Linked DNA regions of Mus musculus: region 1 is linked to region 2. The links are chromatin loops, found by intact Hi-C in ENCODE. Cell type or tissue: heart. All regions are shown on one strand. Each heading gives the region's core, and the rest is flanking DNA. Links, peaks and the distances in the headings are about the cores only.

What was found. A loop is a pair of places that touch in the nucleus more often than their neighbours do. Peaks named below come from ENCODE experiments on the same cell type or tissue, not always from the same donor. Only the 100,000 strongest peaks of a DNase experiment are listed, where the experiment ranks them.
Region 1: it touches region 2 in a loop (3-fold over the local background); 3 of 42 quality-filtered maps call a loop at or near these places.

The regions. Positions count from the first base shown.
Region 1 is chr10:66,861,855-66,866,854 of GRCm38, forward strand. No RefSeq gene overlaps it. Among named protein-coding and RNA genes, the nearest start is that of Gm31416, 30 kb to the left of the region's middle. In heart, for the core only: a CTCF peak has its summit at 2,436 (motif pointing left); DNase peaks (open chromatin) are centred at 2,767 and 3,537; H3K27ac peaks cover 655 bases.
Region 2 is chr10:67,981,716-67,989,523 of GRCm38, forward strand. It overlaps Rtkn2 (rhotekin 2), which reads left to right. Exons shown (of 12, transcript NM_001359319.1): 2 at 5,592-5,788. Among named protein-coding and RNA genes, the nearest start is that of Rtkn2, 6.0 kb to the left of the region's middle. In heart, for the core only: a CTCF peak has its summit at 3,062 (motif pointing left); no DNase peak of the experiment used is centred there.

The sequences.
Region 1 (5,000 bases), core at 1-5,000, 1.1 Mb before region 2:
TGTGTGCATGCATGCTCACATGGATGTAAGACCACAGCCACATGAACTCATTTATAGTTACACACAAGCATGAACTTGTGAGCACATTTTACACATTTTTAATTGTTATATTTTACTTATGCATGTGTGTGTGCATTGTATGAAAGTGCTCACACATGTGCATGTATGTGTGCATGCATGCATGTGTGTGTGTGTGTGTGTGTGTGTGTGTGTGTGTGTGTGTGTGTGTGCCACTAATGTGCAGATGCCCTTGGAAACCAGAAGAGAATTGCATGACCCACCAGAATTGGAATAACAGGCAGCTGTGAGTCACTAGACCTGGATCCTGAAAACTGAGGCTGGATCCTCTTGCAGGGGACCTTCTGACTGCTGAGATCTATTTTGTACATTTTTTAAAAAACTTCAGTCATCACCTTTATGAGCACCAAACTAAACAGAGAAGTCCACTGGTGCAATTAACAAGGAGTTAGCGGGGCAGACGAAATACCCTGAAGAGACATTCTTCCACAGCTTGGGATGAAAGGGGTTGGAATGGTTGTTTCTTCTTCATTTCCGAGAACCATCCTTGGAGGCACAGACTTCCTTTCTGGGTAAATTTTGGCCACTAAAAGTCCACAGAGGGAAAAGACTACTTTATAATGATAAGTTCAAAATGCAGAGCACGAAGCTGGACTAAGAATGAGGTTCCTACTACGTAAACAATCTGTGTAAAAAATTGCAAGGAAATGCGCCAAGGCGTGAGAGCACTCACTTCTGAAGAAGTATTCCTTCAGCCATGGAAATCTTGATTACAGGGAAAAATAACTAAAAAGCCACACTGGCCCGACAGAAAACGCCATGGTTACCGCCAAGAACTATTCTTTGCCTCCGGGTGGAAAATTGGAAATTGAATTCGGTTTTTTTGTTTTGTTTTGTTTTGTTTTTTTTACTGTAAGACTTTGGCTCAACAAACTTCAACAGTGGAATCTGAAACCCTATTTGAAATATAAGGATTCAGAAGAAGTGGCTTTGAGCTCCTGCAAACGGTACTTCCGTTCTTTTGGTGAGAAAGTCTTTGAGATTTCATGGCATAAAGAGTTATAATTGATGGAGGGTTGAGGGTAGAAAACCCTCTGTGGTGGTAGCATTAATAAACTTAAAAGCATTTTATAAACTTGAAAATGTTCTTGCAATTGTAGTGGTAAGGGATAGAGGTGTAAATTGCAAGCATTTTTATTTTGTTTTACAAATTGAGGTCACCAAGGCACACAAAAACTTCCGTAACTATGTCATTTCTCTTGGGGAAAAAAATGAAACTACCTATATATTCACCATCGACAGTAAGCAAATATGCCATGAATTCAAATGAAGGCTGGAAAGATGGCTCAGTGGCTAAGGGCATTTGTTGCTTTTGCAGGGGACCCAGGTTCAATGGCCAGCACCTACCTAAGTGATCCAAAACCAGCTGTAACTCCAGTTTCAAAGAATCTGTCTCACTCTTCTGGCCTCCACAAGTACAGCATGCATGTGGAGAAAATATTCATACCATATACGTAAAATAAATAAACTTCTTAAAGGTAAAACGTGGTAAAAATGAATCAAAGCTGCAGAGATCAGAAAGAATAATCCTCAAACAGGGAATTTTGGTTTGGTTCTATTTGGTTTGGCTTGGGTTCCCCCCCACCCCCAATAGGATTTTAATTAGCCCAGTCTGACCTGGAACTCTTGATCCTCCTGCCTCAGTCTCTCCATGGGCTGGCATCACAGACAGAATCCTGAATCACAAAATGCAGCTATGTAATAATATAGAGAGCATATTGTCACGTTTGGAAACATCCAAACAATATGCTGAATATGGCTTTTAATATAAATCGGGAAGCTATCCATGGGAATCCATGTGTCAATATTGGACTGTGTTTACCTACAAGAAGGAAAAAAGTAGAGAGAACATAGAGAGGAAGTCGTGTCTCTTAGTTAAGCTGGGGTGTGACTATACTGTATCATTCTCTCTGGGCCTTCTCTATGTGTGAAATACTTAAAAATATGATTATTTTGTCTCCTTACTTTGTATCAGAGTATCACTCTTTGTCCTATTTATCTCTCACAAAAGCATAGTCCCCCTCCCCCTAAGAAAAGCCTTGCTATGCCAGTTTCACAGATGAAGGCCCCAGCTCAGTCTTTTAATCACATACCAAGTTCACTCGCCCAGCATTTGATAGAGGAAAGCCTAGGGTTCATTTCCAGCTGTATCAATTTTGCTTTTCTTTTTTCGTCAAATACTTGCCAAGAAACATCTCAACAGAGGGGGAGTTTATTCGGCTTAGCAGGCAAGGCATGGGGTTGGAGCTTGAGGCGGCTGGATACATTGTATACACACGGGAAGAAGAGATGCATGAACGCTAGTGTTGAGCTCACTCACTTTTTGAGTCGGTCTAGGACGCCAGGGAATGGCGCCACCTACAGTTTAGGTAGTGCTACTACCTCAATTAGTCTGATCTGGAAATTCCCTCGTAGAAAGGTCAGGAAAGTGTGTCACCTACGTGATTCTAGATCCTGTCAATCACCATTAACCACCACACCGCAGTGTAGCACCACTGTCAAGGGAAAAGGCATCGGATTGCAACTGCAACTTTTGTACAGGGTGCGTGAAACTCTAACTTCCCTCCCTGAGCGCCCTGGAAAGAGCTGACACTGTTTCTCCCAGTTTATTTGCATGTTTGCCTTCTCAACAAAGAAAACCTCGTGCCTCAGCCACTTCCTGCCTGACTCATTGTTCCTATCAAGCCCAGGCAGCACCCACTCTTCCAAGGAACAGGGTCATGGCTGTGTGTCTCTTCAGGAAGTGGCTGCTCTACAGATGGCCACAGGCTTCCTGCTTCAGTCAAGGCTTTTGAATCACACTACTCCCTGTCTGTGGTTTTGAATGTTTTTGTTTGTTTGCTGGGGAGGAATGAATAACTGACCTTGAATGGGGTTGTAGGGGGGAAGGTAGACTGTGTGACACAGAGCCACGCTGGATTCATGGTCTCAGCCTGAATCGGGTTGTACTTTGAAGGACAGCAGATTTCAGGAGGCTGAAACTACGGAGACAAACGGTTTATAAATTCTTATTTTCCCCCATCACTTTGGCCAGCACTGGGCTGCCCTTCTTAAGCCAGAGAGAACAGAGTTAGATTATATTGCTACAACAGTAAAATCTGTGATAGAAGGATGTCTACAGAACTGGGAGGCCTGGCCTCACATTTAAGTCTTCTAACCTCTTCCTTTTTAACACTGCTTGAAATGCCATGACTGGATTCAGTGTGCTCGGAAGCTCCGTAAAATCACGTCTCTGCGCGAACATGTAGGAAGGATGCCTATCACATCACAACCCACTGGGCTGGTGAGAGCGCTCTTGGCTCCACCCCCTACAGTTCAGTGAGAGTGGAGATGGTCCTCTGAAAAAAGAAAAAGCTAACCCAGGCATCTCTCACATTGACAGCTGGAGGAAATCTTCGTGGTGTGCCAGGGACCAGGCTGGACCCGCCTTCTGCGACACAAGACCCACTGACATAAATCAGCCTTCACATTCACGTGGCTTTTGGAGATCAAAGTTCAAAGTAAGGGGAAAGGGGTTTGTTGTGGCTATTCTGTCAGTACATGGAATGGCTCCTGGAACATCCCTCAGTGGGGAGGGGAGGCTTCTGCAGTGCACCCCTAGAGTCCTATCCTTCACAATTGCAGGCTAATCTAGGAGGTTCAACAGTCCTTCGGTCTCATACTCATCAGGTGCCATGCTTCACTGGACAAGAAAGTAATCTGTCGTGAACACTACTATCGCTGTCTTTTCTTGGGGACCTATGAGGTGGTAGAATTCAGATTTTTTTTTTAACTTGCAAATCTGTGTGTGCATGTGTATGTGTGCATGCATGTGTTCGTGGAGGGGGGTATGTGTGTGACTGTGAGTGCATGTGAAAGCCAGAAGACCTTGGGTATCATTCACAATTTCTTGGGGTTTTTCTTTTCCCTTTGAGACAAGACTTCTCATTGGCCTAGAACTTACAAATAGTCTGGGATGGCCCCACAGCAAACCTCAGATAGCCACAAATGCATTGCACTGTGTTATAGAAGGACATTTTTCAAACAAGTATGCACGAGGAACAGCATAGGCCATATCCCCTCCCCCTCCCATTAGTCTCTTCTAAGAAACGTAACTGTAAAGACAGATGTCTCAGCAGTTAAAAGCAGGCACTGCTCTTGCAGAAGACTGGAGTCTATGTCCCAGCACCACATAAGGCAGCTCACAGATCCCTGTAACTCTGGTTCGGAGGATCTAATGTCCACTTGAGCCTCCACAGGTACCTGACTTATGTGTGCAACTCCCCACCCCACCCCAGCTGCTACACACACACACACACACACACTACCACCACCACCACCACCATCATCACCATCATCATCATCATCAAAACAAAAGTAATAAATCTGGACTGGAGAGATGGCTCGGTGGTTAAGAAGATTGACTGCTCTTCCAGAGGTCCTGAGTTCAATTCCCAGCAACCACATGGTAGCTCACAACCATCTGTAATGAGATCCAATGCCCTCTTTTGGTGTGTCTGAAGAAAGCTACAATGTATGGATATAAATAAAATAAATAAATCTTTTAAAAAAAAGTGATAAATCTGTAAAAACAAATAGTGCCTGAATTAAACATGTCGTTATATGTAGTGAGGGTGAGGGATCATGTGTTTCCCTAGTTACATGCTTGATAGCATGTTCAGTGATGGAGACATGGGTAAAGTGTGCCTCATCTTTCCTCACTTCAACTCTGATCTTCGTGTCTCCCACTGCAGAGCTGGATAGAAGGAGAAGACTATCGGAGACATGAACTGTCTTACTGACCAATCCCGTACGTCAACATGAAAACACCGTCTATGGAATTCTCTTAGTAAATGTTCATCTTCCAGTCTCTCGGTCATCTCAGGGCACAACCTCTAAGTTTTAAATGCTTATTTTTAAGTGTGTGCGTGTGTGCGTGTGTG
Region 2 (7,808 bases), core at 1,080-6,079:
TTGGATAGTTGTCAGGAGCACAGGCATGAGAGATGACTGGTTTTTTTTTTTTTTTTTTTTTTTTTTTTTTTTTTTTTTTTGGTTTTTCCAGACTGGCTGTCCTGGAACTCACTTTGTAGACCAGGCTGGCCTCGAACTCAGAAATCCGCCTGCCTCTGCCTCCCGAGAGCTGGGATTAAAGGCGTGCGCCACCATGCCCGGCGACTGTTTTTATTACATCCCTTTGCCTACTCCTCTGAGCACCTAACCCTAATTGGTCTTCCTGGTAAAGTCTAGGCTCCTATGAAAAAAAGTGCAAGTGGAAGTGCAGTTTGAGAAGAAACAATTCGTCCTTGTAAAGTGCTCTCAGGACACGAATTACGTTTCTCTGCACTTCAGTTTCCTAGAATGGTTAGTGTTAATTTTTTTTTTCTTCAGTTCATGGGATATTGTTTAAGAGATGGAGATTGGGGCTGGTGAGATAGCTCCTGAGGTAAACACGCTTGCTTCACATGGTGGGGACCTGAGCTGGAGAGAGGGGACACCACGCCTCAAAGTTGCTGTCTGACTACTACATAAATACCATGGTATGGCAACTATCTGTGTGCATACATACATGCACTCACACACACAGCCTGTACTTGTGTACACACACCTTACACATACACACAGGCACACACGATAATAACAACAACAATAATCATTTAATTAAATATTCTAGAAGCAAACATACTGTATATAAACAGCCTTTCATTTTCTTCGCCTACCCCTGGTCTTTTTACCAACATGTCATAGTTACAGTTGCTAGGTGAGTAGTAGTTTTGGTCAGAATTACTTACAGTATGGCTTCTGTCTTGTTTCACCAAGCCCCCATCCCTGCTTGCAACTGTAAAAGTCACCTCTCAGGATGGGCAGTGAGGCCCATTCTCTGCCTTTTTGTGCAGTTCTGGATCTTAAAACTGTCCAAATGTCTCTCTTCCATATCCTAGATTGCCAGCTTTGTAAGTTTTACCTTTTTGTGGCATTCGAGATAAAATCCAGCCCCCTTCCCCCCCCCCCGCCTTTTAGAGAAGCCTTGCACTGCTGAACTATACCCAGCTCTAAAGCCTCTTCTGTATGCAGATGCAGGCGTGTGCAGAGTTATTCTCATCTGGGCACGTACGTAGGGAGGGCAGAGGGCAGCTTCGTTTATTCCTTTATTGTTTTCCACTTTGTTTGTTTGTTTGTTTTTTGGAGACAAGGTCTTGCTGTGTAGCCCCTGGCTGGCCTGGAACTCAGGAACTAGAGGAGGCTGGTATGGAGTCACAGAGATCTGCCTGCCTCTGCCACCCCTGTGCTGAGATTAAAGGTGAGAGAGAGAGAGAGTGAGAGAGACAGACAGACAGACAGACAGTATTTCTTTTTGAACCTGCAGCTTTCCATATTTGCTAGACTGACTGCCAGTACCCCCCAGGGTCTGTCTGCCTTCACCTCCCCAGCCCTGAGGTTACAGCCCAGACGCCACGGTGCCTGCTTTTCTGTGGACACTCAGGTCCTTGTGCTTGCACAGTGAGCATCTCCCCAACTCCCCATTTCTACTCTTACTTATCTTAAACATTTATTTTTATTTATGTATTTATATGGGTGTGTACATGAGTGTGGGGTACCAGGAGAAGGCGTTGGGTCCCCTGGAGCAGGACTCATAGTTGTTTGTGAGCTGCATGCTGTGGGTGCTGGAAACTGAACTCATATTCAATGGAAGAACAGCAAGTATTCCCACTGAGCTGTCTGTCCAGCCCCTATCTCCTACTTTTAAAGGGTCCAGCTATTCTGTTTTTAGCTTTGTTCCGTCCATTCTGTCTTTTTTTTTTTTTTTTTTTTTTTTTTTTGGTTTTTCGAGACAGGGTTTCTCTGTATAGCCCTGGTTGTCCTGGAACTCACTTTGTAGACCAGACTAGCCTCGAACTCAGAAATCCGCTTGCCTCTGCCTCCCAAGTGCTGGGATTAAAGGCATGCACCATCACTGCCCGGCTCCGTCTTAGCTCTTAACTTTTACTATTAACCATACCAGGACAGTGACACAGGTTTCTGTTTGACCTGATGGAACCCCGAGAAAGGAGATTGCTAACCCACTCACTCTGGGGACTCGTTCTTCAATGGTGCAGCAGGATGCATGCGGGGCAGCTTTTCTTATTGGCCACAGTCATCCTTAACTCTGCCTGGCTGTGCTCTGTGGTCTGGGCTGTAACAGTAATGATTTTAGCTCTTCAGTCCTCTTGGAGGCCAGTCAACATGACTGCATGCCCAGCGGGCGCCCCCTCCTTTCCAGATCCTTATTCACACTGGATGGCCCGAGACAGCAACTTCTCCCCAGCAGTACCATGCACACCTACTAAGTAAAGACTAATTCTCTTGCTCTTTAAACAGTTCCTTGCCTAAGGCTGCTTAGTTTTGCTGGTCAGAGGTTTTCTTCTCCCGGGCAGGGTGGATGTGTGCCGACAGGTTGTGTGGTCAGCATAAGCTTTCGGCAGCAGTGGACACTGTTAACTGAATGTATTCAAAGACAATGCAGATGTAGCGCTTAGTAGGCAGTTCACCCTGCAGCCTCAGCCCTCTCTCACTTGCTCGACTAGCTTTGACAAAGGAGTCAGGATCCTAGTCTATAGCGCATCTAAGCTGAAGTGGGTAAGAGGCCACTATCTTTTAAGTTTCTCAACTCTGCCACTGTGGCTGGAAAGCAGCCAGAGCCAGTATGAGCTAGTTGTGATTCAATCCGGCTTTTTTTACGAGCTGGTGTGATTCAGGACAACTTTATTTACAAAATCACACATGGACCAGACCACAGTTCACTAACTCTCGCAGTAAAGGGTGGAATTCTAGAAATAGCTTCTGCATATGCCTTATTTCCTTAAGGGACGTTAACTTAGTCTCATGCGTAAGCTTTTGTTTGTTTTGATTTAAGACTTTGAGGTTCTTATCCCTTCCATTTCCCAATCCTCTGTAATCACCGAAGTCTTTTTCAGCTGGGGAAGAAAATGCACTTCCCAGATAGATGGAGGCCCTGAAGCCCAGGCTAATGTGTAGTGTGGCCGTGGCCCCCTGCTGGTTACTTCAGGTTATTGCAACCTTAAATCTTTGGATTTCACTGTCCACAGTAGCAGTCCACCTGCTATTTTGAACGCTAGAGTGGTGGTTCTCAACCTTCCTAACGCTGCGACGCTTTAATACAGTGCCTCACATTGAGATGACAACCCCCCCCCAGTGTAAAATAATTTTGTTGCTACTTCAGAACTGTCATTTGGCTACCGTTATGAATTGGTATAAAAAAAATGAACAAAATACCTGATATGTGACCCCCAAAGGGGTCTCCACCCCACATTAGAAGACCGTTTAAAAAAATGCTCTTCCCGTCTCCAAAGACCTAATTGGATGGGTCAGGAACTTTAATAAGGTTCTTTCCGTGTGCCTCAGTTGGTTCTCGGATGTAGCCAGCTTTTCAGAACCTCTGCGCCAGCTCAATCAGCTGTCTCGTTGCTTCGTTTAAAAGGCAAAGCTGAACTCCGAGGCACCAGATGGCATTTATTTATATTGGCTCTGTGGGGTAAAGCGGCTCATCCCAGCTTCCAGTCGCTCCCGGTGTGCACTTACCAGCGCTAACCAGCCTGCCGCCGTCTACCGTCTATCACTGTAGACATGTGGGTCACGTAGATGGTTCTTAGAACTGATTGCTGATGATGTGAAAGGAGAAACGACATTGGGGCTTGCAAGTCATCCATAGATGACGTCGGAGTTGGTGGAAGGCAGTCATGGTCAAAGAAAGGAGTGCAGCAAGGGACAGCGTTGGTAGAGTACCCCAGCTTGAGTCAGCACATACTACATGACAAGGTTAGCCTGTGACGATTCCATGTTGTGGTAACAGAAGGTAATTAAACAGATCTGTTCTCTCATGTGAATAGCTCAGCCGATTAGGCTTGGAGAGTCAAGTCAAACCATCTAACATTTTGCTTTCGGGGGTAACCGCCATAGACTCTCAACTCTCCTAACCCTCTTCTCTTCCTTTTGAAATGATTGTCCTTTTAATCCTTGACACTTATTAGATCCTATCCACATTTTTAAATTGAATTTCGGTACAAAGAAAAAGTAATAGGTTTTTTTTTGTTTTTTGTATTTTGTTTTTAAACCTCTGAAGCCAGGATTGTCGCTTAGAAATAGACACGCGTGGGTTCTGTGCCCGTTCATAAAGAGGCCTCTGTGGCTTCTAATGTTTACAAAGTTTCTGGGAGTGAACAGAGGACTTTGCATCTGGTGTGTAGACTTTTAATGGTACGAATGAGACTTGTATATTGAGTGAGGCCATCATGCAGTCACTAAATAGAAAAAGACCAAGACCCAGAACTAAGCTACAAAGAAATTTCTTGGTGACTCCAAAATAAACATGGCCAGAGATGAGTCTCTGTCCCGGCAGCTGAGGCCTCTGGCGATTTCCAGGCATATCAGAGCCACCTGTGGCTCTCATGATCTGTGCATGTGTGTAGTGTGCTGCTTACAGTTGTTAAGGTGGTGGTGGCAGCCGGGGTGGGGGTGGGGGTTATATGCACATGTGTAGAAAAAGAGGGTCCTGGGTCCCCTGGAACTGATATTACATGCAATTTTGAACTGCTGGATGTACGCGCTGGGGCCCGAACCCTGGTCCACTAGATGAGCATCAAGTATTCTGTTCTTAATTGCTGAGTCGTCATTCTTATTCACCCGCTGCTTATTCTGTATTTCTTAAGGCTGTCTAACAAATGACCCACAAATCCCCTCCCCACCCCCAGTTCCAGAGATTGACAGTACCCCACCCCCACCTCTGCAGGCCCTCAGGAACACCCCTTCCATGACCCCTTTAGGCTCTGGCTACTGGGATCAACCTGTTGTGTTCCATCTCTGTCTTCACATGGCCTCCTCGTGTATCTGTCGTCATAGGGCTCTGTCTCTGTCTCTCTGTCTCTGTCTCTAACTCTGTATCTCTCTGTGTGTTTGTGTGTCTTGTGTGTGTGTTCATATGACCAGTCCTGTTTGTGAGTCTTCTTGTAGCCCCTTTGGGTCTACATCTATATGTGGCCTCTCTGTATGTGTCCGTTATCTTTATGTGGCCTCTGTGTTTCTGTGTCTTTTCGTGGCCTCTCTGTGGGTCTGTGTATTTTTGTAGCCTTCTCTCTCTCTGTGGGTCTGTGTCTCTTCCTGGCCTTATTAAAATTTGAGACCCATTCTACTCCATTGTGACCCCATTGTAATTAATAACACGGGAAATTCTGTATCCAAATAAGGGCCCACTCAAGGGTCAAATATGGATTTTGAGAGCTCTGTTAAGCTAACGGAGGTTATGGTAGCAAGATGTTCTTCTCATCTTTGTTTCTTTTCCTTTTAGCCAGTAAATTGAAAAGAGTTCCTAATAATGCAAGAAACTTGAGAATCTTGCAAATAGCTTTTGCAAATGGCTGTATTTGTTTCACTCTGGGAAGCTTGGTTTCATCCTCAGAATGGTATAAAAAAAAACAAACAAACAATGTCTACTACGTTTCCCACCCTCTGCCTGTCTTAATCGTAGTTCTAGACTCTTGCAACCTCTTACGGAGGATTCTCTATTCCAGGACTGCAGCATCCGAGAGAAAATAGACTTAGAGATCCGCATGCGAGAAGGAATATGGAAGCTGCTCTCGCTGAGTACGAAAAAAGACCAAGTTTTGCATGCAGTTAAGAACCTCATGGTGTGCAGTGCTCGGATCCAGGCGTACACGGCAGAGCTGCAGAAGTCAAAAGAAGAGATTGCAAATCAAACCGGAGCACGGTTAGTGCTGTGAGTCGCCTTTGCTTTAGCGAACTTTAGCATTCTTAGGCATTTGAACAGAAAACATGACATAATTTAAGTGTAAAAAACAAACAAACAAACAAACAAACAAACAAAATGTCAGGACACCAAACTGTTTAAAGGCCAACATGGGAGTGCCAGCTGATGTCACAGTTGTGTGGACAGCAGGGCTCAAAGGGAACTCTCTTCCATTGAGCTGGTTAAGGTGCGAAGCTCTTTCACTAGAAAGTGAAAGTGTGTTAGGAGAAAAGGATGGGGAGGGTCTTTTCAAGAAGAAAGGACAGAGGCCAAGAGTGGAGTCCACGGAGAAGTGTCTCTGAGAAATTAATTGCTGGTGCTGGAGAGGTGGTTCAGTGGTTAAGGGCACTGGCTGCTCTTGCAGAGGATCTGGGTTTAGTTTGTAGCACTTCTATGGCGGCTCATAACCATCAGTAACTCCAATACTGGGGGATCTTCTGCCCTCCTCTGTCTTCCTCTGGGCTCCTGGCACACACATGGTGCCCCTGCATACACACAAAGCATCCATACATGGAAAATTAAGATAACTCTTAAAAAAATTAATTGCTTAAAAACGGACAAAATCAGTCCCTTATAGATGTGCTATTTGTACTAAGAATAACAGCAGCTTAAGTAAATCGAGTTGAGTGGGCCACAGATGACAAACATATAAATGGAAGGGACTTAAAATAGACCGCCCAGCCCTTCCTATGGTGAGCCAGTTCCAGAGAAGGGAGTGGTGCTCCCAGAAGGGTTGCCAACTATAGTCCCAGTTAGGGCTTGCTGCTGAGTTTCAGGTCCTGTGGTCCCTGTCACTCCATATCAGCCTTGTGGGATTGATGTAGCATTTGTGTGTCACATTGTATCCCATTTCACAGGCAGGGCCAAGCCCCACCTGGGCCTTGGGTGAATGGATCCAGAGGCTTGACTTCAGTGTGTCTCCGTATAGCCTCTGTCTCTCTGGTCTGTTTGTAGTTCTGGTACAAGGGGGAAAGTTTCTCTCTGTACTTTATTGGTCATTGGGTGGGGCACTGTGTCCCTCCATGAAATTCTGTACAAGTAAGGTACAGGCCTGTCAGAGAAGGTTTCTGTAAACGGAAAACAGAAATAGGGTTGTGATGCAGCAGATCTAGATGCAAAGCGGCCACTTTGTCAGCGGCCTTACCTTACTGTAAATGCCGACCCTTATGCTTAGTCCTTTTGTTGCAGGTGCATTGTGTGTGTGGGGGGGATGGAGGGTGATAAGGTAACTCTCTATGTGGGCATTATGCACACACACACACACATACATATATATATATATATACATATACATATATATACATATATATACACACACATATACACATGCATACACATATACATATATACATATATACATGTATACATATATACATATACATATATACATAACACACATATACATATATATACACATATACACATACACATAAAAACACACATATACATACATACACAAACATACATACATACCTATATATACATATACACATGTATACACATACATGCATGCACACATAATACCTACATATACACATATACATACATATACACATGTATACATACAAATATACATGCATACACATATATACACATGCATATACACATACATATATACATATGTCTAATGAAATGCTTTAGTACTCAACAAATCTATTTTTTTGTGTTCTATGTCCTGTCATTAGTAATAAAATTATCCCAGTATCCCTGTGTAGGAAGACATTTGGAGGCTGATGTTCCTAAGCCGGGCCATAGGTCAGGCGAGGATGTGATATGAGTCAGGAGCTATGTCAAAGTTGGATACTGACAGCTTGTTGCACAGCAGAATATTTGTTTGAGACAAAGTTTGTGCATCTAGAATGGTAAAGTTTGTTTTATAAGGCCCAGCTTTTATGAGGATAGTGAGGAATCACGTAAATGGCAAAATTTGAGGTCCCTTGATTTAAGGGACCAGGCATTCACTATTATGCTGTTCCTCTAG